Linked DNA regions of Homo sapiens: region 1 is linked to region 2. The links are chromatin loops, found by intact Hi-C in ENCODE. Cell type or tissue: mammary epithelial cell. All regions are shown on one strand. Each heading gives the region's core, and the rest is flanking DNA. Links, peaks and the distances in the headings are about the cores only. Region 1 overlaps DNAH17 (dynein axonemal heavy chain 17). Region 2 overlaps CYTH1 (cytohesin 1).

Region 1 (8,000 bases), core at 1-8,000, 260 kb before region 2:
TCAGCGGGACAAGGCCTGTGGCAGGAGAGCAGAGTCTTTACCGGGCTTTCCTTTCTGCGAGGGATTGGCCTTGTTTGCCTCGGGCACCCTTTCTTTCCCGAGGGGCCCCGCACTGTGCTCCTCCTTGGAGCAGCCTAAGCAGGTGCAGGGAGAGGCCAGCCTTGGAAGGCACCCAGGGTCAACTGCGGGGGGTGGGGGCGCTGAGAAGGAAGGAAGTTCAGATTAGAGCAAAGCTTTGGTGAGCCTAAAAAAGTCAAAGAAAAAAGCAACTTCAGATGATATAAACACCTCTCTCTACAAAAGCCCCCAACTCTTTCTAACATGACCCCAATAAGTCTGGGGTCAGTCGGGGTCTCGGCTAATCCTCCCATGGAGGACCGAGTGATGTTCTGGCGGTCTTTGGATCAGGTGTTGGCCTTTCTTCTGTGATCACAGAGGGCTGAGCTTACTGTAATGTATAAAGAATGAATCACCTGAGCTAAGATTAGTAAACTTGCCAGTGTGGTGGCTCATGCCTGTAATCTCAGCACTTTGGGAGGCCAAGGAGGGCAGATCACTTGAGGTTAGGAGTTTGAGACCAGCCTGACCAACATGACAAAACCCTCTCTACTAAAAATACAAAAAGTAGCCAGGTGTGGTGGCACAGGCCTGTAATTCCAGCCACTTAGGAGGCTGAGGCAGGAGAATCTCTGGAACCCAGGAGGCAGAGGTTGCAGTGAGGTGAGATGGCGCCATTGCACTCCAGCCTGGGCAAGAGAGCGAGACTCCATCTCAGAAAAAAAAAAATTAGTAAGATTTTAGTGGCCAGCTGGTCTCTGAAAGGAGGACAAATGGCCGCATCCCGAAGGGTGAGAACTGCTCGTCCCTGGGCAGGTGAACGCCCGAGTGCTCTGAGAGTCTGGGTCGACTTTCAGAAGGCTCTGCTCACACTCATGCCACCCAGCACACCTCACCTCCTCTGGTTCAACCAGCAATCAGCCGGCTATTGCCTGTCCATGCCCTTGGGACTTTCTGGGGACACCTGGATCTGCTATTCCTTTCCCTGCACTGGCCTTTGCTGGCTTGTCTCTGGTGTCCTGAACTGGGGCCAGCCTCAGGCAAGGGTGGGGAGGAGTTGCTCCTCCTGAAGGCCCCCAATTCTTTTTGGAACTCTGGAATGGCCTCAGACCCTAGATGCTGTGATCCTTGTCTAGGAAGGAACTTCCAGAACATATGAAGTCCTGCCCCTAGGCAGGAATGACTCTAGATCACCTTTGCTAATTACTTGGCCAGGCCAAATGGTCATCGGCTGTGGATGAATTAATGATGCAGAAGCATGCAGGCTGGGTTCGTCAGACCTCACCACCTCTGACATGGTGGCTTTGACAAAGGAGTGCTGGAGCCGGCTGGTGACAGCTTTCAGCAGACCCCGGCAACTAGTGCAACCGGCCACAGAGGAAGCACTTACGCCATGGAAATTGGCACATGCTGTGCGTCAGGGTTTGTGTTGCGCACGTGGGGGTGGCCTGGCCTGCCCTCCCAGTGCCTGTGACCTGAGTGTGGAAGTGCTCCCGCGGCTGTCAGTGCTTGCAACAGTGCCTGACACGAGACACCCTTGGCCAGTGCTGGCTTTGTTATTAGTCACGTCTGTTTCAATCTCCTTGCTTTTAAGCGACCCCCTCCCTATACAATCAGGGCAGTAAATCTGCTTTGCTCCACGTCATAGAAATGTGAAACACGTCAATGCTGAGGGATGATCTGCGCTCATGGGTGTTTGGGATGGTCCAAGGCCACCGCAGAGCACGCAAATGCTTCCGCAGTGGGTGGCTGTTTCCTTCTTTTAGGTGGCCAGAGTGCAGTCACACAGGCTAACTTAGGCGATTCTCAGAAGCTCTCAGGAGATGGGGAAGGTCACCTCACCTCATCCTCTAGACGAGGAATCGGATGCACACTGGGTCTTGTGACCCAAACATGCTGCACACTCCCACAGGAGAGGGTGATCCCGCTGCGATGGCCGAGGGACCTTTACCTTGGCCTTTCCCAAACCCTGACCCCCGCTTCCTCCAGCTCTGACCCTGGGACACAGCTGGCATTCTCCCTGGACCTCGCTGCTCTCCTGCATCACAGTGACTTCTGGCTTCATTCCACCCCCTCCTCCCCACCACTCCCGGTCCCTGTCCTCTCCTATCGGAGGAAAACAAGGCAAAACTAAACTCAGTCCTGGGAGTTAGGCCTCTGCTTTGTCAGAAGGGAATTCTTTTTATTTTTATTTTTATTTTGAGGCAGGGTCTCGCTCTGTCACCCAGGCTGGAGCGCAGTGGCACAATCTCGGCCCACTGCAGCCTCCACCTCCCGGGCTCAACCAATTCTCCCACCTCAGCCTTCTGAGTAACTGGGACTATAGGAGCCCGCCACCGCGCCCTGCTAATTTTTAGACTTTTTGTAGAGATGGGGTCTCACTATGTTTCCCAGGCTGGTCTCAAACTCCTGGGCTCAAGTGATCCTCCCCAAAGTACTGGGATTACAGGTGTGAGCCACTGCACCTGGCCATCAGAGGGTAATTCTATTAGGGACATGAGTGTCCTTTGGGAAACCTGGCTGCTTTCAGGCTACTTGGAGAAATGAAAAGGGGAGAAGCCAGACAGGCCACAGGTGCTCTGAGGACAGACCCCAGGCTCGTTTCTGTGCTAAACGTCACCTCCTTCCTTCAACAGCCCATCCTTCCAACAGGGAAGGGTTTCAGGTCTGGAGAAATTGTTGGTGAAATCAGAACAGTTCTCTTGCAAACTAGCCATACTAATATACCTCGATTGACTTTACGTTTTGCCACAGAGGTACTCAAAGTCCTCGAATGCTGATGGGTTTGCCATTGTTTTCTCCCTCAAAACATCTTAAAAGGACCCCATTTGTATGGCCTCAGTGCTTATTCACGTCCACACTTGACATCTTACTTTCAATGTAGGAGGCTCATGTGGGGAGTCTTTTCTTCCTATCATGTATCGCAGGGCACCCCTCCTCAGTCAGGTTAGCGGGGGACAAGGGGTTCCCCTAATGATACTCTGAGACATTAAGGATTAACAAGAACTCAGGACTGGAGTCCGCAGCCTGGGGTGGAATCCTGCCTCTGTCCTCGAAGAACTTTGTGTGAAATGATTTACCCCTCTAAGCCCTGTTTCGTTTCTGTGTAAAATGGGGAGAAGAAAAAAGTTCAGGGGATCAACTCAAGTCCACAGAGAGTCTAGCACAGCCGCTCGGTCAAGCTTCCATCAGGCCTGGGCCTCGGGGGCGGGGCCCCCGGCGCGGCGGGACACTCACTTGATAGCGTAGGTCATGCGATCTGGCCGCAGGCAGCGCACCATGCACAGCTTCTGCAGGGCCGTCTTGTTCTTCCACTCCTTGGGGAAGATCTCCTTCTCGGGGGCTTCCGACTCCACCAGCTTTTTCCAGCGCTTGGCAGATCCTTCGATGTCACTGTCCAGATTTTTGAACTCATCCATCTCCGAGAGGGCCTAGGGGCAGAGGCAGCGGGCCCTGTGACTCTTCCCACTTACCCGGGTCCCGAGAGCCTTCCTGTACAGTTCATTCAAGGAGGAGAGGCCATTACCCTCCGAGGAAACCGGGGCTCTGGGATAAGGAAGCCCGAGAGGCTGGCCACCAAAGCAGGAGCTGTCCATGCCCAGCTCAGGCATCCCAGGACAGCGCCGGGAGCCTCCTCGGCAGGGTCTAACCTGCGGACATGAGGCCTGGGATGGGCTAGGGGCTGCTTCTCTAGGGGTCTCTGCAAATGGGGCCATTCTAGCTCAGGGGACGACCTTCTTCAGGTCTTTTTGAACAGACCTTGAGACTCGAGGGTCCCTGACTGTGTCCAGGAATCTGAAGAACAAACTTTTCACTTGCCACTTCCCTTACGCTGGGAGGAGGGGAGGCTGGGGGGAGGAGGGGAGGCTGGGGGGAGGAGGAGAGGTTGAGGGAGGGATGGTAAGAGGCCCTGAGGCCTCTTCTGGCCCCCAGAGGATATCACTCTCTGCTTGCTGTGTGCAGGTCTCAGGGACCTAACACATGTCACATTCCCTATAGGAACGCAGAGCTATCTGTGAGCTGGCAGCCAGCCCATCTTGGTCTCCATCCCTATGTGCGGGGCCTCCTTGCTTTACTGAATTTATGGGCCACAGAGCCTGGTATTCTGGCCTTGGAAACATCCGCAGCATCAGCTGGAGGGGGCTCCACGGCGGGGAGAAAGCACAACGTGTTCAACGTCTAAAGACGAACCTTGATCCCGCCCCAGCCTTGATGCTGGAGGAAGTCCACTGGTGAGACCACTCCGGCCTTAAAAGGGAACCGCAGGAGGAAATCCAGCTCCACTGGGTTCAGCTCCTTCTTCATGGACAGGACCTGGGGGAACATCGAGGTGTACACACTTAACGCAGCCAGTAAAACGTCAGCAGCCCTGAAGATGCGCGCTGGACTCGAAGAGGAGTTCACACTCCCGGCCTGCAGGGGGCGCCCTGTCCTGCCCCTTTGGTTTGGGGTAAAGTTTTGTCTTCACCTCGTCTCGCTTTTTAAGTTGTGAAATACACATACCATAAAATTGACCATTTTGGCCGGGCACAGTGACTCACGCCTGTAATCCCAGCACTTTGGGAGGCCGAGGAGGGGGTGGATCACTTGAGCTCAGGAGTTCGAGACCAGCCTGGCCAACATGGTGAAACCCTGTTTCTACTAAAAATACAAAAAAATTAGCCGGGCGTGGTGGTGCATGCCTGTAGTCCTAGCTACTCGGGATGCTGAGGCAGGAGAATCACTTGAACCTGGGAGGCAGAGGTTACAGTAAGCCGAGATTACGCCACTGCGCTCTAGCCTGGGCAACAGAGTGAGACTCTGTCTCAAAAAAAAAAAAAAAAAAAAAAAAATTGACAATTGTAACCATATTTTAGTGTGCAATTCAGTGGCATTTCACATGATTCGCAGCATCGTGCAACCATCAGCACTCTCTAGTTCCAGGACTTTTTTGTTACCCCCTCGCCCCTGAAGCAGCCACTCCCCATCGCCCCTTGCCTCTGAGAGCTGCTCATCTGCCTTCTGCCTAGGGATGCCCCTGTTGTGGATGCTTTGTATAAATGGAAGCACACGACATGCCCCGTTTGCATCTGGCATCTTTCACTTAGCGTGATGCTTCTGAGGTTCATCCATATTGTAGATGTGTCAGAACCTCCTTCCTCTGTAAGGCCGAGTAATACTCCATTCTTGAATATAACCACGCTGGCATTCTCCATTCACCTGCTGATGGACAGCGGGTCGTTTTGGCTGTTGTGAATTGATTAGCTTTGCTGATTTTTTAAATTTATTTTATTATTTATTATTATTTATTTTTTTGAGACAGAGTCTCACTCTGTCACCCAGGCTGGAGCGCAGTAGCGCAATCTCGGCTCACTGCAACTTCCACCTCCTGGGTTCAAGCAATCCTCCTGCCTCAGCCTCCCAAGTAGCTGGAATTACAGGTGTGTGCCACCATGCCCGGCTAATTTTTGCATTTTTTGTAGAGACAGGGTTTCACCGTGTTGGCCAGGCTGGTCTTGAACTACTGGCCTCAAGTGATCTGCCCACCTTGGCCTCCCAACGTACCAGGATTACAGGTGAGAGCCACTGTGCCCGGCCTTGTTGTCTTTGAGAGACAGGGTGTTGCTCTGTTGCCCCGGCTGGAGTGTAGTGCTGTGATCATGGCTCACTGCAGCCTTGAACTCTTGGGCTCAAGTGACCCGCCTATCTCAGCCTCCCAAGTAACTGGGACTACAGGTGTACATCACCTCACCTAGCTATTTTTTTGTGGAGATGGGGTCTTGCTATATTGACTGGGCTAGTCTCAAACCGCCTCAAGTGATCCTCTTGCTTTGACCTCCCAAAGTGTTGGGATACTAGGCATGAGCCTCAGTGCCCGGCCTCATCTGGCTTTTGGCTGCTGCGATTAATGCTGTTGTGAATGCTGATGTACAGGAATGTGGACAGATGCTGGACACCTGTTTACAGGTCTTGTGGGTGTGTGCCCAGAAGTGGAAGCCTGGGTCATATTCCATGCCATCTTGTCGCTTGTGCATGCCGGCCCTCTGGACCTCCTGTGGGCAGGGTCTGGGTCATTTTGAAGTGGTGTATTGGGCAGCTAACCTGGCACCCTCTGTCTCAGATGGGCAGCAGGTGGCTGGGAGCAGGGGCAATGGCCACTGCCATCTCCTCAGTCAAGTGCCCAAACGGTCTGTTTTTCAGATCCCATAGAGAGTTTCTTCCTGAGCTGGACTCTTTCTTTTGGTCAAACAAAACGTTCTTTGGGACCAAAGAGAATGCTTTCTACCCTGGAAAATTAGGGGGAGCACTGAGGAACTCTTATCCTGATGACCTCTCAGCCAGGAGAAAATCTCATAGTGAACCTATGATTCAGAGATTCACATGTAAAAGGAACCTTCATAATATGGACCCCATTGGTTCAAAGTTTGAGTTTGAATTGAAAGCCAGGCTTACACTGATGCCCAACCTGTTTATACAATTAGTGTTGCCCAGCCTGGGCAATGTAGCAAGACCCTGTTTCTTTAAAAACATTTTAAAAAATTAGGGCCGGGTGCGGTGGCTCATGCCTGTAATCCCAGCACTTTGGGAGGCCGAGGCTAGTGGATCACCTAAGATCGGGAGTTCGAGACCAGCCTGACCAACATGGAGAAACCCCGTCTCAACTAAAAATACAAAAATTAGCCAGGCATGGTGGTGCATGCCTGTAATCCCAGCTACTCGGAAGACTGAGGTAGGGGAACTGCTTGAACCCGGGAGGTGGAGGTTGTGGTGGGCTGAGATTGCACCATTGCACCCCAGCCCGGGCAACAAGAGGAAAACTCCGTCTAAAAAACAAACAAACAAAAAAACCAGAACAGAAAAAAAAAAAAATTAGCTAGGCACAGCAGTGTACACTTGTATTCCCAGCTACAGGGAGGTTGAGGCAGAAGGATCACTTGAGCCCAGGAGTTCAAGACCGGCCTGGGCAACAGAGCGAGACTTTGTCTCTACTAAAAAATAAATAAATAAATAAAAAATTAAAAAACTGAAGAATTAGCCTAGCATGGTGGCACATGCCTGTAGTCCCAGCTACTGAGGCGGCTGAAGTGGGAGGATTGCTTGAGTCCAGGAATTCAAGGCTACAGTGAACTATGATTGCACCACTGCACTCTAGCCTGGGTGACAGAGTGAGATTGTCTCAAAATAGCAGCAGTAGCAACAACAACAAAAACTAGTGTTTCCAACCATACTTATGGCACAGTGTAAAGGAAATTGCAGAGGGGCTGTACTATGGTTTGAATGTGTTCCCCAAAAAGCATATGTTGGAAACTGAATCCTCAGTGCAACAGTGTTGGGAGGTGGGGTCTGAGAGGCAGTTGGGCCGTGACAGCAGAGTGAATGGCTTAATGTCATGATCAAGGGAGTGGGTTTGTTACACAAGGAGTTTGGCCCGTTTTGTGCTCTCTCTCGCCCTCTAGCCTTCCACCATGGGATGACACAGCAAGAAGGCCCTTGCCAGATGCCAGCACTTTCATATGGAACTTCCCAGACCCCAGGACCATGAGAAATAAATTTCTATTGTTTATAGATTACTCAGCCTTGGGTATTCTGTTATAGCCGCACAAAACAAATTAAGACAGGCTGTTTAATCAATTTCAGAGAATGCAGATCTTTAAATATTTTAGCAGGGCTGTATAAACAGGAGGAATATTTGTTTATTCATACACTTATTTCTTAAGAAACATCAGTCACCCCACAGTGGGCTAAGCACTAATGCAGGACTATTTACTCAGCACAACTTACATGTAAAATGAATTTCCTTGTGAAATTCTCCTTAAAACACCACCCCTTCACTAGCTCCCATTGGAATACTGTGCCAGCTTCCCAAATATCAACTAGGAGAGCCCCAGGCCTGTTCCACGTCAGGCATCTCAGACTTTATAATCACCTGGGTATATTGCTAAAATGCGGGTTTGAAATCACCA
Region 2 (16,620 bases), core at 2,083-10,082:
CCTTTATATAAGAACTGGGCAATGTCTTCACAAGTGTTCTTCAGGAGGTCGTTCTCTATTAAGAACTGGATCCCCTAGAAAAAGACAACAAAGACGCCAATGATGCTTTGCTGGGAAACAGTTGAAAAGAAGGGGAAAGGGCACAGGAAGAAATGGGTGTGGGTGCACTGGAATATTTAATAAATACTTGCTAAGTGACCTATAAAGCCGGGGAGTCACAGTTTAGGAACAAGGGCTTAGTGCATAACATTTGCTCTACAAAACGGCAACATGAACTGTAACGCTTGGAAAAAAACGTTTTTAGGGTCTATCTGAGCACTATAAAAAAACCCCATCTAATATGGACCACTTCCCGCTTCTTTCTCACTTACCTTTTTAGGGTCCATATTAAATTTTTTCCTGCCCATGGCTACCTGTTTGTTCCTCTGCATGTTTTTCCTGTAAAACAACCATCACAGCCATTTTAGTACTTCAGGCCATCGGAAAGGCTTGAAAGACTAATATGATTTCCACTGATTTACACAGGTTTTTGAAAGATTTATCCAGGAAAGCAACAGGCATAATCTGGTGGAACTATGAAAGGCCAACTGAAACCTGAAGCCTGAACCTGGCTCCAAGCTCCAAGCTCATTTGCTCCTTCTACCCTGGAACAGAGGTTTTCTTTATTTTTTTTTGAGACAGGGTCTCTCTCTGTCTGAAGGCTGAAGTGCAGTGGTGCTATCTCGGCTCATTGCAACCTCTGCCTCCTGGGCTCAAGTGATCCTCCCACCTCAGCCTCCCAAGTAGCTGGGACCACAGGCGCATGCCACCATGCTCACTGTGTTGCCCAGGCTAGTCTCAAACTCTTGGGCTCAAATGATCTGCCTGCGTCAGCCTCCCAAAGTGCTGGGATTACAGGCATAAGCCACTGTACCCAGCCAGTTTTCTTTTTTTAACATGATTTTTAAAAAAACTTTATCAGGGTAGGCCGGGCACAGTGGCTCATGCCTGTAATCCCAGCACTTTGGGAGGCCGAGGTGGGTGGATCACAAGGTCAGGAGTTCAAGACCAGCCCAGCCAACATGGTGAAACCCTGTCTCTACTAAAAATACAAAAATTAGCCAGGCATGGTGGTGGGCACCTGTAATCCCAGCTACTCGGGAGGCTGAAGCAGGAGAATCACTTGAATTTGGGAGTTGGAGGTTGGAGTGAGTGGAGATCCACCACTGCACTCTAGCCCGGGTGACAGAGTGAGACTCCGTCTCCAAAAAAAAAAAAAAAAAAAAAAAACTTTATCAGGGTATAATTTACTTATAATACTCCTACTGTAGGTACATATTTGAATTTTTAGTATACTTACTAAGTTGTGCAACATCACCATAATCCAGTTTTAGAACATTTTCATCTCCCCTACAGAATTCCTCACACCTTTTTACAGTTAATCCTTACTTCTACCTCCATCCCCAGGCAACTATTAATCTATTGTCTGTCTCCACAGATTTGCCTATTCTGGACATATCATACAAACAGAATCATAAAAGATGTGGATTTTCAGATCTGGCTTCTTTCATTAGCATAATGTTGTCAAGGTCATGGTGCTGGAGCGTGGGCCAGTACTACATGCCTTCTTGCTGCTGGGTCATCTTCCATGGTATGGATAAACCACATCTGTTTATCCATTCACCAGATGATGGACACTTAGGCTGTTTACAGTTTGGGACAATTATGCAGAAGGCTGCTATCAGCATTTGCATATATGTCTTTGTGTGGACACGTTTTCATTTTCCTTGGGTAGATACCCAGGGGTGGACACTGCTGGGTCATACGGTACATCTGTATTTAACTTTTTAAGAAGTTGCTAAATAATAGGCAGTTTTCTTGACTGTATCAGAATGAAAAATGCAGATTCACAGACCAAGCTTCTCAAAGTCTGGTCCACCAACCAGCAGCCTTGGGAGCATATCAGACGTGAAGACGCTCCGCTCGTTTATACATACACGTCACCTGGGGCCTCAACAAAACAGATTCTGACTCTATGTCTGAGAAGGGGCCTGTGCTTCTGCTGTATGTTTAACATGATCCCATGTGTGGAGTCTGAGTAGCAAGGCCCTGGACCGGCTGAGTAACTCAGAAGTACAAGGGGCAGAACCTAGGAATTTGAATTTTTAAAACCTCCTGCAGTAATTCTGGTATGCACCCAAATTTAAGAACCACTGCCATCAATATCAATAGTAATTTTATAATCTCCGAGAGCAAAAAAGTTGCTCGGAAATAAAATCATAAAATGTTATTGCCTTAAAGAACACATGTGTTCTCTAGCTAAATCCATGGAGGGAAGAAAATATTCCTAAGTGTTTTGAGGGTTGGTGTTTTTTGTGTTTTTGTTTTTGTTACAGGCAGGGTCTTGCTCTGTCACCCAGGCTGGAGTACAGTGGTGTGACTGTGGCTCACCGCAACCTTTAACTCCTGAGCTCAAGTGATCCTCCGGCCTCAGCCTCCTGAGTAACTAGGACTACAAGCAGATACTACCACAACTGGCTACTTTTTAAAATATTTTGTAGAGACAGAGTCTTGCTATGTAACCCAGGCTGGTCTTAAACTCCTGGCCTCAAGCAATCCTCCTACCTTGGCCTCCCAAAATGCTGGTATTATAGGCATGAGTCATCGCATCCAGGCTGTTTTGACCTTTTGAAAGGAACACCTGAAAACTGTGAGTAGTATCAGAACTTCCAGGTGTAAGATAATCTGGGCTCCCCTGTCAACAGCTGCCTTAGGAAACAAAGTCATGGGGGAAACACCATTTAATTTCAGCCAGAATGAAGGGTTATGACCAGGTATCTAGAAATTCCTATTTAACTAAAATGATTGTCTAATCATTTTTTTCTAAATCCAGGAAGATTACTTTGATCAGTATTTCCAAACAAATACCACAAGGAAGGCCTGTTTCATGGTTTCCAGTGTAAGTGGTGAGGCAGCGTCAGAGGTGCCCACAGAAGCAAGGGGTGAAACTCCTGGGAATGCTCAGCTTCCTGGGCCTCAGTCCAGTCCTCACCAAAGGCTTTCCTGCAGCCACCAGAACGCACACTCCCAGATATCCGCCAGTCACAGTCTGTGCCACATGACTGCCTGGGACACACACCAGAGATGGCTCCCTAATTTCATTAGCTAGCCAGCTCACTTCTCTATCTGCCCCACTTGGAGCCCCTATAGCTCTAGGCCTTAGGCAGCTACTTCTCTAAGTGGCTTTCCCCAGCCTACACAGGTCTGACACCCCAGTTAAGGTGTCCAAAGGAAAACAGCTTACTGCTACTGGATCGCCTTAGTTAACTGACGCGTATACATTTCAGAAAGTGAAATCCTGTACTACATGAGTATATTATTTCTGCTTGATTAAATAGTATTTAGGATCATTCCTACAAAATGCATCAGATCGTCGATGAGAAACATGAATTCTCTCCTATAAGAAAGTCCGAGCAAATGTAATGCCTGCTTGAGAAACAAATGCAGGGTGAGCCTGAGTACCCGTATGGATGGATCCTCAGGGATGTGCAGAATCACTTCCGTCTTGGCGCTTTCGATACCGGAAAACCATTTTAAGTTCCAGATTAAAAAATAATAATAACCTAAAGACTACTTCCTGACTCACAACTTCAGATGCAGTTCATGAGTTACAAGTCTTCCCAAATTCACTGGCTGAGTACTTTGGATGCACTCACGTTCCTGGTGTCTGCGTTTCCTTGCTGTTCTATGGTAACTGACAGAGAATTAATCAAGAGAAAAACAAAGGGCACACTGAATTCTGAATATGTGTGTGCAGACACCGGAATATACAGAAAGGAAACGTACCAAAATATGAATCCTGATTATCTCTGGGATAAGTGTTTATGAGAAATTTGTTTTTTATACTTTTCTGTATTTTACCAATTTTCTGCAGTAAAGGTGTATTACCTTTATAGTCAGAAAAAAGCCATTTTTTTTTACATTTTTAAGATCGAGGTAAAATTTACATTTAACAAAATGCACACACCTTAAGTGCACAGTTCAATTTGTTTTGATGAGTGCATATACCCTTGAAGCACCACTCAGATTAATACAGAATATTCCTGCCATCCCTGTAAGTTCCCTATGGCCCTTCCTAGTCAACCCCACCCCACCCCGCCCCAGCAACCACCTCGGAGGCAGCACTGTCATGATTTCGGCTAGCACACTAGCACAGCTTAGTTTGCATGTTCTAGATGCTCACGCATGGAAGCACACGGTGCCCACAGTTTCTTTCACTCATCACAATGTTCGTGAGATTCATCCGTGCTGCTGCACGCTAGCAGTTCATTCCTTCACACTGCTGAGTAATAGTCTATTACCTCGACCTGTTTATCCAGTCACCTGCTGGCAGCCATTCAGGGTATTTCCAGCTTTTGGTTATTTTATATAAGAATGCTATAGATATTCTTGTACAAGTCTTTGTATGGACATGTTTTCATTTCTCTTAAGTAACTAGGAGTTGAATTGCTGATGAAACTGCCAAACTTCTTTCCCAAATGGTTATATTATTTTATTCTCACTAGCACTTGCCAACATGAGGTACCATCAGTCTTTTTAATTCTAGCCATCATAGGGGATGTGAAGTACCGTTTCATGGTGGTTTTAAATTACATCCCCTACAACTAATGATGTTAAGCATTTTTCATGTGTCTACTACACATATGGCTTCTTTTGTAAAGTGTCCAAGTTTTTTGCCCATTTTCTTATTTGGGCTGCCTTTCTATCATATATTCTAGATACAAGTCCTTTTTCAGATATATTTGTTACAAATATTTACTTCTAATCTGTTGCCTGTTCATTTCTTTTAATAGTTTTTAATAGTTTTATCTTTTACAAAAGCGGAAGTTTTAAATTTTTATGAAGTCCAACGTATCCGTTTCATTTAAGCTACGAGTGTTTAAAATGGAAAGAGGGGAAACTAATCCAAAATACCAAATGGACAATACAGAGACTGGCCGTGGTGAGCTGGCTGCCTTCTGTGGAGGACTCAGCCTCACTATACCCTGAAGGCACTGCCCACAGGAGTCTAAAACAACAAATCAAACAGTCCTACGAAGCCAGACAGGAAGACTTAGGCTTAGAAAAATACAGACATGTAGTGAATTGGAAACAGCTCATTTATTGCATTAAGCAGTCAGAAAACGGTCTGGGAACCCCATTCAAAACTAAACTCTCAAAGTCACTAACATTTCATGAAAATAAAAGGAAAAAAAAAAGCAGAGTCCTTGTCCTTTTATACTATCATCGCATTTCTACATTTTCTTCCCTTAAGCATTAGGAAGGTGCAAATAAGCTCACGATTATCCTCAGACATGACTGGACACTCCAGCCCTTTGAAATCGTATCAGCAGCATTCATTAAGCTTTTCCTTTACACAAAGGAAAAACAGAAACTTTAAAATGCACACCGACAGTGGACAACAGAGGGGAGTAATTCACATAAAAATTTAGGAGCAGTTTAAGGCTTTCTGGGACCTTTGAAGTTCTCCAGTTCAATTTTTTTTTTTTTTTTTGAGACGGAGTCTCGCTCTGTCACCAGGCTGGAGTGCAGTGGCGCGATCTCAGCTCACTGCAACCTCCACCTCCCGGGTTCAAGCAATTCTCCTGCCTCAGCCTCCCGAGTAGCTGGGACTACAGGTGTGCACCACCACACCCGTCTAATTTTTGTATTTTGAGTAGAGACAGGGTTTCACCATGTTGGCCAGGATGGTCTCGATCTCTTGACCTCGTGATCCACCTGCCTCGGCCTCCCAAAGTGCTGGGATTACAGCCGTGAGCCACCGCGCCCGGCCTCCAGTTCAATTTTTTAAACACTGGAAGAAGCTCCTATGTTCAGGAGGCCTTGCGGTGAAGGATGGAAGGCAGACATTATGGGTGTGTATGTGCTTGCTAGAATTAGAAAGACACAAAGCTGACTTTTTCCTTCAATGTGCCACGTAAGCATAATTAAGGCCTGGGTGCTTTAAGGAATTACAACCACAGAAGCCACCTGGCAGCAGGGCAGACTCACCTTTCCTCTGTGGATCCCAGGTTTTCAATTTCATTAGCTACTTCTGCTATCTCATCCTTCAGCCTCTATAAAACAGACAGTCCAGAGTCAGCAGGAAAGGCAGATGCAGATCAAATTAAAACTTCTAAAATCTCACATAACTCCCTCCAACCAAAAACAAAATAAAGCAAAATGAAACAAAATATGACAAAAATGCAAAAAGTAAATTAGGAAAATTCATGTTTCAGAAATATTTATTGAGTGCCTACCAAACAGTAAGCATTCCAGAAAACACCAAGGTAGAAAAGAATACAGCCTCTGACCTCAAGGAGTTTACGGTCTAGGAAAGTTTATAAGCATATATGCTGTGTGAAAAACAAAACCTGGCTGCCTCATCACAATCTTTCAGAACAAGTCTGCAGCTTACTAAACACAAGCATGCCAGAAAATTCAGAGGACAAAGTCTCCTACCCAAAGCCCAGGCTGCAGAGCCTGCAGTAGCTGTGCCAGGGCAACAATGCCACCAAGCGGCTGGCAAAGGGAATGTCTGATCAAATCGGCTGTGCATCCGCACCCACCCTCCTCATTCCAGCACACTGTTGGTCAGAATGGATGGGCTCTCACGGGGAAGTGGGGCTTAAGTGGAGAGCTGCTTAGCTTTCTCACGATCTACCAGTGAAGCAGAAATCAAAGGATCAGGGAGAACTATCAAAATATACTTAAATCAACTCCAGAGAAAGTCAAGTCTTTCCTCATTTTGCTACTTTGGGCAACAGGATTCCCTCCTTAACCCCACTCCTAATGTCTTGTGAAGAATTCTGAAAGAATAACATTTGCTGTCTTAGGGCGAAAATAATCCAACTATTGGCTTCTAGACTTATTTCCTACAAGCTTGATAGTTACAAAAAGGAACTTGGAAAAATTGTAATTGTAAAATTGCTATCACTAAGTACATCTATAGGGACCAGAAATTATGCTGTCTTTCATGCTAAGTCCTTCCAACTGTGTAGCAGGTGTTTTCATGATCTGACAGATGAAGAAACTGAAGTTCAAGGAACCGGAACTCTCTTGTCTCAAATCATTCAGCCAGTAAGCGGCAGAGCCAGAGCCAGGGCGTGGGCCGAGCTTCGCCTGAAGCCCACATTCTCATTGCCTCTCCTCATCCACTCTGCTCCGCAAGGGCAAACACAGCAGAGAGGACTACTCAGGAGACAGGAGTCTTGCAGGCTATCTCCAGCTCCGACAACCGACCAACTGGGTGAACCTGGACAAGCCACTCAACCTCTCTGACACTGCATCTCCTCAGCTGTAGAGGAAAGGTGACTGATTATCAACACCTACGCTTTGTGCAGAGCTGTAGTGAGGGCAGGTCAAAAGTGTCTTGAGGAGACACTCTGCAAAGGACACCCTTTCATACAAATGGAACTGTCACTGTGGTTCTTACGTTGGTGAAACCACCATGCCACTCTCCTACCTGAATGTCAGCCAGCAGCTCCTGTTTTCTCCGTCGGATGTTCTCCAGTTCTTGACGCTCCTCTGCTGTCAGGTCACTGGGAACTACAAAAATGGAGGGCAATGTTACAAGAAAGCTTTTATCTCGCCAAAAATCAAGGAAGATCCAGAGGCCACAAAAGGAGAAAGATATCAAGAAAGAAACTAGAAGTCAGTTTCAGAAATGACTGAGTGATAGAAATAGTTATGGCTCCAATTCTTATCAGATTTCTAAGAAAGGAAGGCCCTTAAATCACACAGAAAAGCTCTGAGAAACTCTTGGAAGGAAAAACGAGAGAGAAGAGATTACTGAAGGTTAAATTAGGTTGGCTATGAATGAAAAAGGATGAATATTAGCTGAGCGCCTGGCCATTTTCATCCCTTCCAGCTGGGAGACTTCAGGCTGACATTTAATTAATCTCTCTAGGCCTCAGCTCCCTCATGGTCAAAAACAGAGTCTCCGAGATGGAAAGATGTCCATGACCCCCTGAGGTGGGGAGGGGAGGCAAGAGGCAAAGCAACGTGTACGAACAATTTTGTGCCATCTCTGGGAGGGGTTTGGAGAAAGAGACTATGTATGCACTGAGAAATAAAAAAAGTCTAGAATATACACCTAAAATCAGTGCTTAACTCTGGGAACTGGGACTATGGGACTTTCTCTTTCTGCTTCATACCTTTCTTCATTGTTTCGATGTTTTACAATGTGCTCTTATCATCAGAAGAAAGTTACTTAATTCCCAGATCACAGCTCTCACCACAAAATACTTCTGCCATCCTCCAATGGCTCAATCTCCCCCACCTATACCAACAGGAGATTTGGACAGACACCCTCTAAAATGACCCTTCAAGCATGCTATGGGAAGCCATGTGGGCAAATGAGAAGAACAAGCATTAGAATCAAACAAACCAGGTTCAAATCCTAGCTCCAATCTACCAAATATCAAATTAGGTCACTTCAGACAAGTTATGTAACCCACTTGGGTCACATTTCATCATCAATGAAGTGGTCCCACCATCACCCACTTGATAAGGCTGCTGTGAAGATGATGTAGAGTAATTAAAGTGCCTCAAACCCTGCCTGGTGCTGAGCAGAAGCTCAGAAGTGTTGGCTCTTGTTCCCTCCATGGCACAGCAAAGGGCACCCACACTCTCAAGGGTAGGGGTGGTTTGAGGGTCCTTCTATCCTTCAGTGGGTGCCTATGTGAGCCTGAGCTGCACTGTACAATATGGCGGCCAGGAGCCCCACGTGACATTAACCACTTGAAATGTCACCACCCAGTTTGAGATGTGCTGTAGGTAAAAAATATACACCGAGGCCGGGCACAGTGGCTCATGCCTGTAATCCCAGCACTTTGAGAGGCCGGGGCGGGCAGATCACGAGGTCAGGAGACCGAGACCATCCTGGCTAACATGGTGAAACCCCGTCACTACTAAAAATACAAAAAATTAGCTGGGCGTGGTGGCAGGTGCCTGTAGTCCCAGCTACTCGGGAGGCTGAGGCAGGAGAATGGCGTAAACCCGGGAGGTGGAGGTTGCAGTGAGCCGAGATCCCGCCATTGCCCTCCAGCCTGGGAGACAGTACAAGACTCCATCTCAAATAAATAAATAAATAAATAAATAAATAAATAAATAAATAATATATATATATACACACACACACACACACACACACCAGACTTTCTATAAAAACAAAGGAAAATGACTTTTTAATAATATTTTATATTGATTGCACATTGATATAACTTAATGAAATGTATTATTTTAATTGATCTCAAAGGAACTAGTATGAAATAAAAGTGCATCTATGGCTCATATTATATTTCTAGACAGCATAGAGTTGGAATTAACATCTCTGCTTGAGAGCACAGTTAGGATACACATACTTTCCTTCTGCCCATGGCATTAAAACTTAATCTACTACATTCACAGAGCAGTTACTTTCCCCAAATATTTCATAAAAATCACAAGAGGGTAGAAACAATAGACTACAGTGAAGTGTACAGTGGGTTAATTAGCTACATTAGAAAAGCCGACTTTTCCTTTTTTTTTTTTTTTAACCTAGGTTTTCCCCAACCTTCTCTAAAAAAGTGTTTTTTAAACATCTCAAAATCCAAAATAAGAAAAGCATTTTAGTCCAGGCCTTGTAGCTCACGCCTGTAATCCCAGCACTTTGGGAGGCCAAACCAGGCAGACTGCTTGAGCCCATTGGGACCAGCATGGACAACATGGTGAAACCCTGTCTCTACTAAAAAAAATACAAAAATTAGCTGGGCATGGTGGCACATGCCTGTAGTTCCAGCTACTCGGGGGGCTGACGTAGAAGGATTGCTTGAGCCTGGGGTGCAGAGGTTGCAGTGAGCCAAGATCGCACCACTGCACTCCAGCCTGGGCAACAGAGCCAGACAAGAAAGAAAGAAGGAAAGAAGGAAAGAAGGAAGGAAGGAAGGGAGGAAGGAAGGGAGGGAGGAAGGAAGGGAAGGAGGAAGGAAGGGAGGGAGGGAGGGAGGGAGGGAGGTAGGAGAGAGAGAAAGAGAGAGAGAAAGAGAAAGAAAAAGAGAAAGAAACAGAAAAAGAAAAGAAATGCATTTTACATCATGACCCAATCTCCACCATACATAAAAGTATCAAAAATAATATCTCACCATGTCTGTTATTTCACTGTGAGCTTTCTTAACAGTGGTTTAGTCCAGTAAACTGATTTTATGGCTGCATGCGGTGGCTCACACCTGTAATCTCAGCACTTTGGGAGGCCGAGGTGAGTAGATCACCTGAAGTCAGGAGTTCAAGACCAGCCTGGCCAACATGGTGAAACCCCGTCTCTACTAAAAATACAAAAAAAATTAGCCAGGCATGGTGGCAGGTGCCTGTAATCCCAGCTACTCAGGAGGCTGAGGCAGAAGAATCGCTTGAAGTTGGGAGGTGAAGGTTGCAGTGGGCTGAGATCGTGCCACTGCACTCCAGCCTAGGCAACAAGAGCACAACTCTGTCTCAAAAATAATAATAATAATAATATAAAAAATAAAAAATAATTATTTCATAATCAATTAGGTAATCGTATAATTACCTAATATACTGAGTCCTGTGGTTTGAAAAACACTCTTCCTTTAGAGGCTGGAAGAGACAGCCACTCTAAAGATCCCAACAGACCAACTAAATCCAACCCAGGTCACCTTCACAAGAGTGGGCCTTAAACTGCGTCCCTGAGAACTCAAGGGTGATCACTCAGGTGTGTGTATTGGAGGACGGAGCCTTAAATAAGTTCACCTACACACCTGCTCTCCAGTCCCATTCCTGTGTCAAGACCCAGGACTCCAGCTCAGCAATCCATCAGCATTATGTGGATTCTAACCCTGCACCCCCGCCAAACCCACCACCCCAAATGTTTCTTCCCAGGCTGAACAGTTCTCCCAACATTAAAAAATATATATATATATATTAAAATGGCTGCTTCAGGAAAAAGTCAGACAAATAAGTGAGCTCTGGTTAAAGCAAAAGCCGTTTTGAAAAACAACATCAACTCTACTGATGCGTACACCGTTCTACAGAAACGCATGTTTAAAGCAGTTCACTCTGATTTTTCTGTGCTTCACAGCCCAGAAAAATTTCTAGTCCAAGTAGAAGACCCCTTTAAGAAATTAATTTCTTCAGGTTCTAGAAGATACATATTCATTCCAATATAACATGGTTTTGAAATTAAGGCAACATTCATTTTTTAAAAACAGCTGCTCCGCAAGAGGCTCAATAATTGGGATTTGATTTTGAAGCTACAGAACTGGCTTAATCAGATCATCAATGTATCTCTACCCAGCAGAAGCAAGACTAAATCCAAGGTCCATATAATGAAGCTGATGAAAAACAGAGCAATCGTATAAAAGAAATTCCTATCTCAAGACTGCTATATACCCTGAGAAGCCAACTTGTATCATTCTAAACTGGAAACTCTAAATCGTTGCTTTCTTTTCAGAATCTGAGCACTCAACCATTCTGGGTTTAATATTCACACATGACAATTTTTCTGGATGGACACAATCTACCCAGCAGAAGCAAGACTAAATCCAAGGTCCATATAATGAAGCTGATGAAAAACAGAGCAATCGTATAAAAGAAATCCCTATCTCAAGACTGCTATATACCCTGAGAAGCCAACTTGTATCATTCTAAACTGGAAACTCTAAATCGTTGCTTTCTTTTCAGAATCTGAGCACTCAACCATTCTGGGTTTAATATTCACACATGACAATTTTTCTGGATGGACACAATCTAGCTTCTGTATTATAAATTCAAAATGCCCTTCTAGTCCTCTATCTTCCAAGATATTATTTTTTAAATAGTAAAGGAATAGGCCAGGCGCGGTGGTCCACGCCTGTAATCCTAGCACTTTGGGAGGCTGAGAAGGGTGGATCACGTGAGGCCAGGAGTTCAAGACCCGTTTGACCAACAAGGTGAAACCCCGTCTCTACTAAAAATACAAAAATTAGCTGGGCGTAGCGGTGCACACCTGTAATCCCAGCTACTTGGGAGGCTGAGACAAGAGAATCGCTTGAACCCCAGAGGTGGAGGTTGCAGTGAGCCAAGATGGCAACGTTGCACTCCAGCCTGGGCAACAGAGCAGGCCTCCATCTCAAAAAAATTTAAAAATTTAAAAAAAATAGTAAAGGAACAAAAACATCCATAAACCTACAATATCAAAGAGTACACAGAGAAGGGCCATCAGAAGAGATTTCAACAAATTTCCAGAACAGAGAAAGGAAAGAAACAGTGCTAAGTGCTAATATCTTCTAGAATAAAAACTCCACAAAGGCAGGGACACCGTATGCCTTGTACACTGTTGTGTTTGTGGTACTCAGCACAGGGCCTAGCACACTAAGGATTTCACACACACACACAAACACACACACATGAACGAAGCCAACTTTCTCATGAGCAGACAAGTGTGGAGCTGGTGTCCAGGGTAAAGCCTCCATATGTAGACAGCGGACACCTAAGAGAACCCTACCCCAAGCAGGCTCTGGCTCACTCGCCCTGAAGCCAAGCCTCCCTGCCCACAAGGCCCAGCCATGCACAGAGCTTCCGCTTAACATGTCTACTGCTTCACTCTTACACTTACAGAGATAACCACACCTATGCCAGGAGTGAGAAAGGACAAGACAGGGAACAGAAAACTCACCCTAGAGCAAACAGAGATAATTAGGGGGAAAAAAGAAAGAAAAAAAAAACCTTTAAAAGAACAGAAAACTCTGGAAAAGGGACAATTACAGAAAAAGAATACGGCCTTGCAAATTAAACATACTTTTGTCCCCCACATCAAAAAAGTCAACGAAGGATTAAAAGATAAAGTTGGGGCATTCCTGTAGAACAAAGAGGTTTGAAAATATAAGCAAACCTGGAAATATAAGCAAAAAAATAAACTCGGTTGAATAAAAATATTTTTAAATCCCACAGAGAAATTCTCATAGGAAAAATTCAGAAGTTCCAGGAATAAAGACGATCCTAAAACCTCCACAGAGGTTAAGGAGAGTGATTAATCAGACCACCCACGAGGGAAGATCTCGCTGGTGTCAGTATAAGAGCCCGCACACTAAAGATAGCGCAGTGGAACTTTCAAAATTCTAAATGAAAATTATCTGAACCCCAAATTCTCAGTCAAGTAGGAGGGTAAAACAGACTCATTTCAGATACATAAGGATCAGAAAGTTTGTCTTCTGTGCACCCCTTCTGAAGAAGCTACTTCAGGAGCAAGATGTGGATCAAGGAACGGGACTGACTCAGGAGCCTGAGGACAGCAAGCGCCATCAACTGTGATGGCCAACAGCCACCAGACCGGGTCAGAGCAGGAAGCCAAAGGGCTGCCAGAGGAATGCCATCAGAAAGAATGAAATCAGACTCGAAACCAGAGAATGAAGGAGAAAGCAGCTGAGAAAACTGTGTGATACCAACAGGCATCATTCGGTTTCCTCTCAAGAGAATAAAAAGGACTGGGCAACAGGAAAAACTCAACTACAGGAAATCACAGAAGAAATGAAACATGCCCCCCGAGTGGTGTCCTCTGGGCCATCAGGGACGCCAGGAACAGCTCCCTTTGAGTGGGCACCTGGCTCTACGGTGAGTGGTATCTACATTCCTGTCATGGTGCTGGTCGCTGGTAGTTAACTTACAGAATCACCCTGTAGACAAAGCATGAAAGACCAACCCAGGCTGGAGAAGCAAAGCTATCTGTTACCAAGGTGAAGGAAGAGCTGACCAAAGTTTGAGGGAAGCAAAGTGGAGAGGGCAGCAGGGTCCCAAATGGTCCCCACAGCTTCCTCCTACAACACTAGAGACCAGAGGCATGGATAAGGATCATGAACAAGAAACCCACGCTGTAAATATGCCAAAGGTAAAAATCCAGGAACTGAAAATTGTGATCAACTACCAAAAATGGACAGTGAGAGAAGGAAGGAAGAGAATGGTGTGAGCTGCATCCTCATCCATCATAGGCAGAAGGCAGGAGATAACCTTTGATCTTGACAAAATAATCACCAATTTAAGAACTTGGCAGCACCCACTAGAAGACCTAAAAGCAGAAAAAAGTGAATTAATAGTGGCTGCTTTGGGGAGTGGGTCTGGGAATAGAGAGACAGGACATATAAGCCCCTGAATACTTGCTTTAAAATACATATATATATGTACTATGACAATTTGAAAACAAAAGACTAAAAATGTACAACTATGGTCACTAGAAAAGATAGCCCTTCTGTGTCCTTGGAGTCAGACAGAAAACGCTTCTGGCCAATTTGTAGCTAGAATAAATAAGACATTTATCTACATTTATTTTGATCCAATCTCCTGACATTTGCCACATGACTGCTAAATTACTTCTCCATTCCATACTTACTAACTTTAAATCATAATGCTGCTCCCCTTCTGGCTCAACCAATCATTCAAGAACTTTATTTTAAAAAGCTGAACTACACCTCATTTTTCTAGTGGAATTTTATTCTGAGATGAGGCAAAATCTAATATTTTAATAAGTATTTTCCTCTGCATAAACTTAACAATGCAACATCAAATCTTTAATTCAAGCCTTCATTCTCATGCTGCCCCGGACAGAAAAAACATCCAAAAACAAAATGCTTAATTTCATTTAGCAGCATGAAGAATCAACACTATTGCTGGAGAGCTGAGGTGTGATTGATTCCTACAGTCTTGGCTAGTGTCTTCAGGACACTGCGAAGGCCACAGCTGGAACAAGAAAGGTGGTGGTCAGAAATACCCATGTCTACCTCACAGCCCGGGAGTTTCTGGGAAAGCACCGTCCGCACCCTGGGAAACCCGTCTATTCATGCCGCTTCTCTCCTGTGTAGCCATTAGGGTTAAACTGCAAAAGAACGGCTCAGATGGGCCAGATGGCAGCACAACAAACAGCTCCTCCCTCCCCCACTGCCACGTGCTGCAGCCATGCTTATGTGCCAGGGAGGCGGTGTGCCAGGGAGGCGGCTGAACCCCTTGCTCTTTAAAAGAATGGCCACTGGGGAGGGCAGCAGGTTGTCCCTGCCGGCAGCCTGAGCACAATGGAGACAAACCAGAGGGGGAGCCGCCCTGACACACCACCCGGTCGCTCGCCCTCCTCGCCCATTGCCAGAGGGGCACCCGGAATCCATGCCCACAAAGGTTAATCTGCAAGGTGTCCGGCTGGCAGTCAGGGGGACGGTCCAGCATCAGCCCCATCACCATTCCTTTCCAGGGTTCCAATTTAATGAAGAGGATTAAAGTGACAAAAACAACAAGGCGCTATTGTGCTTGGCTGTGAATAGGAAAGCCACACAAGGGAAGCTTTCATTTATTTATTTATTTAAATGTTGCTTTGCAGATTTTAACAGTCGGCAGAAACCCAGAGCTGAAATGGGTTCCAGCCAGTGGCATACAAAGGAGGACTGTCTTAAAGGGACAGAGCCCTCTTTCCAAGCCAGAGGACGATACATGAGCACACGGCGGGCTCTAGTCTAAAATCCTGCAACCCGCGCTCCACCGGCCACAGGCAGATGCCCGGGGATATGCCATAAAGTTCCACGGAAAACGCAGCTCTCTGACAGCAGGTTCTGCTTGGCAGACACATAGCAGCTGCCAGGACCACACTGTCCTAAATCCCCGTGGGTACCGTCAAATGAACGTGTCCAAGGCATGCTTTAGGACCAGGATGTCTCTTTGAGGTCATCCAGCTGGCACCAGACCCCTCTGCCTAGCTTTCAAATACATCACTTGCCTTATTTTTTTCCACTATAATGATTAACCAGCATCCTTCTTACAGCCTCTGCCTTTCAATGGATAAAAAGGTCCATATTTAAACCAACAATGCGGGGAAACATTTTATAAAGTAATTAAGGAGTGAGCCCTCATTTGCGGAGAAGGTAAATATACAAAAGGTAACTACCTTAGTCAGAGTTGCTCCCAGGCCAAGGAGGTCATTGCCATTTCCTTTTCATCCCCTCCAGCTGGCCTGCTGCCAACGGGTGCCCTCCTGCTAATCACGGCCACACCCCTTTACAGACCTGGAAGTTTCATAAACACTGAATACACACACACACACACACACACACACACACACACACACACACACACACACGCTCCTTCTCTCTTAACCTTAAGCTCTGCCTAAAACAGCAGTGGCAGTAATGAAATAAAGCACCCAGCTTTTCTACAGCCTCTACAGAAACTACCACCTGCTCAGAGGAGAACAACTGGCTATTTACAAACCAGGCTTTGGGCTCAAAAGCGCGCATCTGGGAAACCATCTTGTTCCTCCAACCTCCAAAGATACAGTGATCATGGCGTGAGGGCTAAGAAACTCCAAATATCCTGAGCACTGGTTCCAGTATTCAGCACTTACTCGCCACATACCTGTGTCAATCCTACTAGTCAGACCTTAAACAAACCAGCGTGTTCACCTCCCTCTGCACTACCCTATGGGTGTAAGTCACTTTGTCTCCCAGAAAATCCCAGTGACTTATAATTTGAAAAACTTCAAAATACTGGAAACAACTCAGGCTTTGGAGACATACCAATGTTCAACAAACTGCTAATCTCTCTGGGCCTCAGTTTTGTCCAGCTGTAAAATGGCACTGCAGTTATTAGCACTGTTGT

Evidence for each region. Peaks named below come from ENCODE experiments on the same cell type or tissue, not always from the same donor. Only the 100,000 strongest peaks of a DNase experiment are listed, where the experiment ranks them.
Region 1: a loop joins it to region 2, with 5 times the contacts of the local background. A loop is called at or near these places in 6 of 110 quality-filtered maps.

The regions. Positions count from the first base shown.
Region 1 is chr17:78,441,310-78,449,309 of GRCh38, forward strand. It overlaps DNAH17 (dynein axonemal heavy chain 17), which reads right to left. Exons shown (of 81, transcript NM_173628.4): 70 at 4,249-4,371; 71 at 3,295-3,488. Among named protein-coding and RNA genes, the nearest start is that of DNAH17-AS1, 40 kb to the right of the region's middle. In mammary epithelial cell, for the core only: CTCF peaks have their summits at 4,487 (motif pointing right) and 7,502; no DNase peak of the experiment used is centred there.
Region 2 is chr17:78,702,167-78,718,786 of GRCh38, forward strand. It overlaps CYTH1 (cytohesin 1), which reads right to left. Exons shown (of 14, transcript NM_004762.6): 2 at 7,484-7,566; 3 at 6,031-6,095; 4 at 372-438; 5 at 1-74. Among named protein-coding and RNA genes, the nearest start is that of CYTH1, 72 kb to the right of the region's middle. RefSeq lists an enhancer at 12,611-12,670. In mammary epithelial cell, for the core only: a CTCF peak has its summit at 6,530; DNase peaks (open chromatin) are centred at 4,375, 5,035 and 6,505; H3K27ac peaks cover 3,732 bases.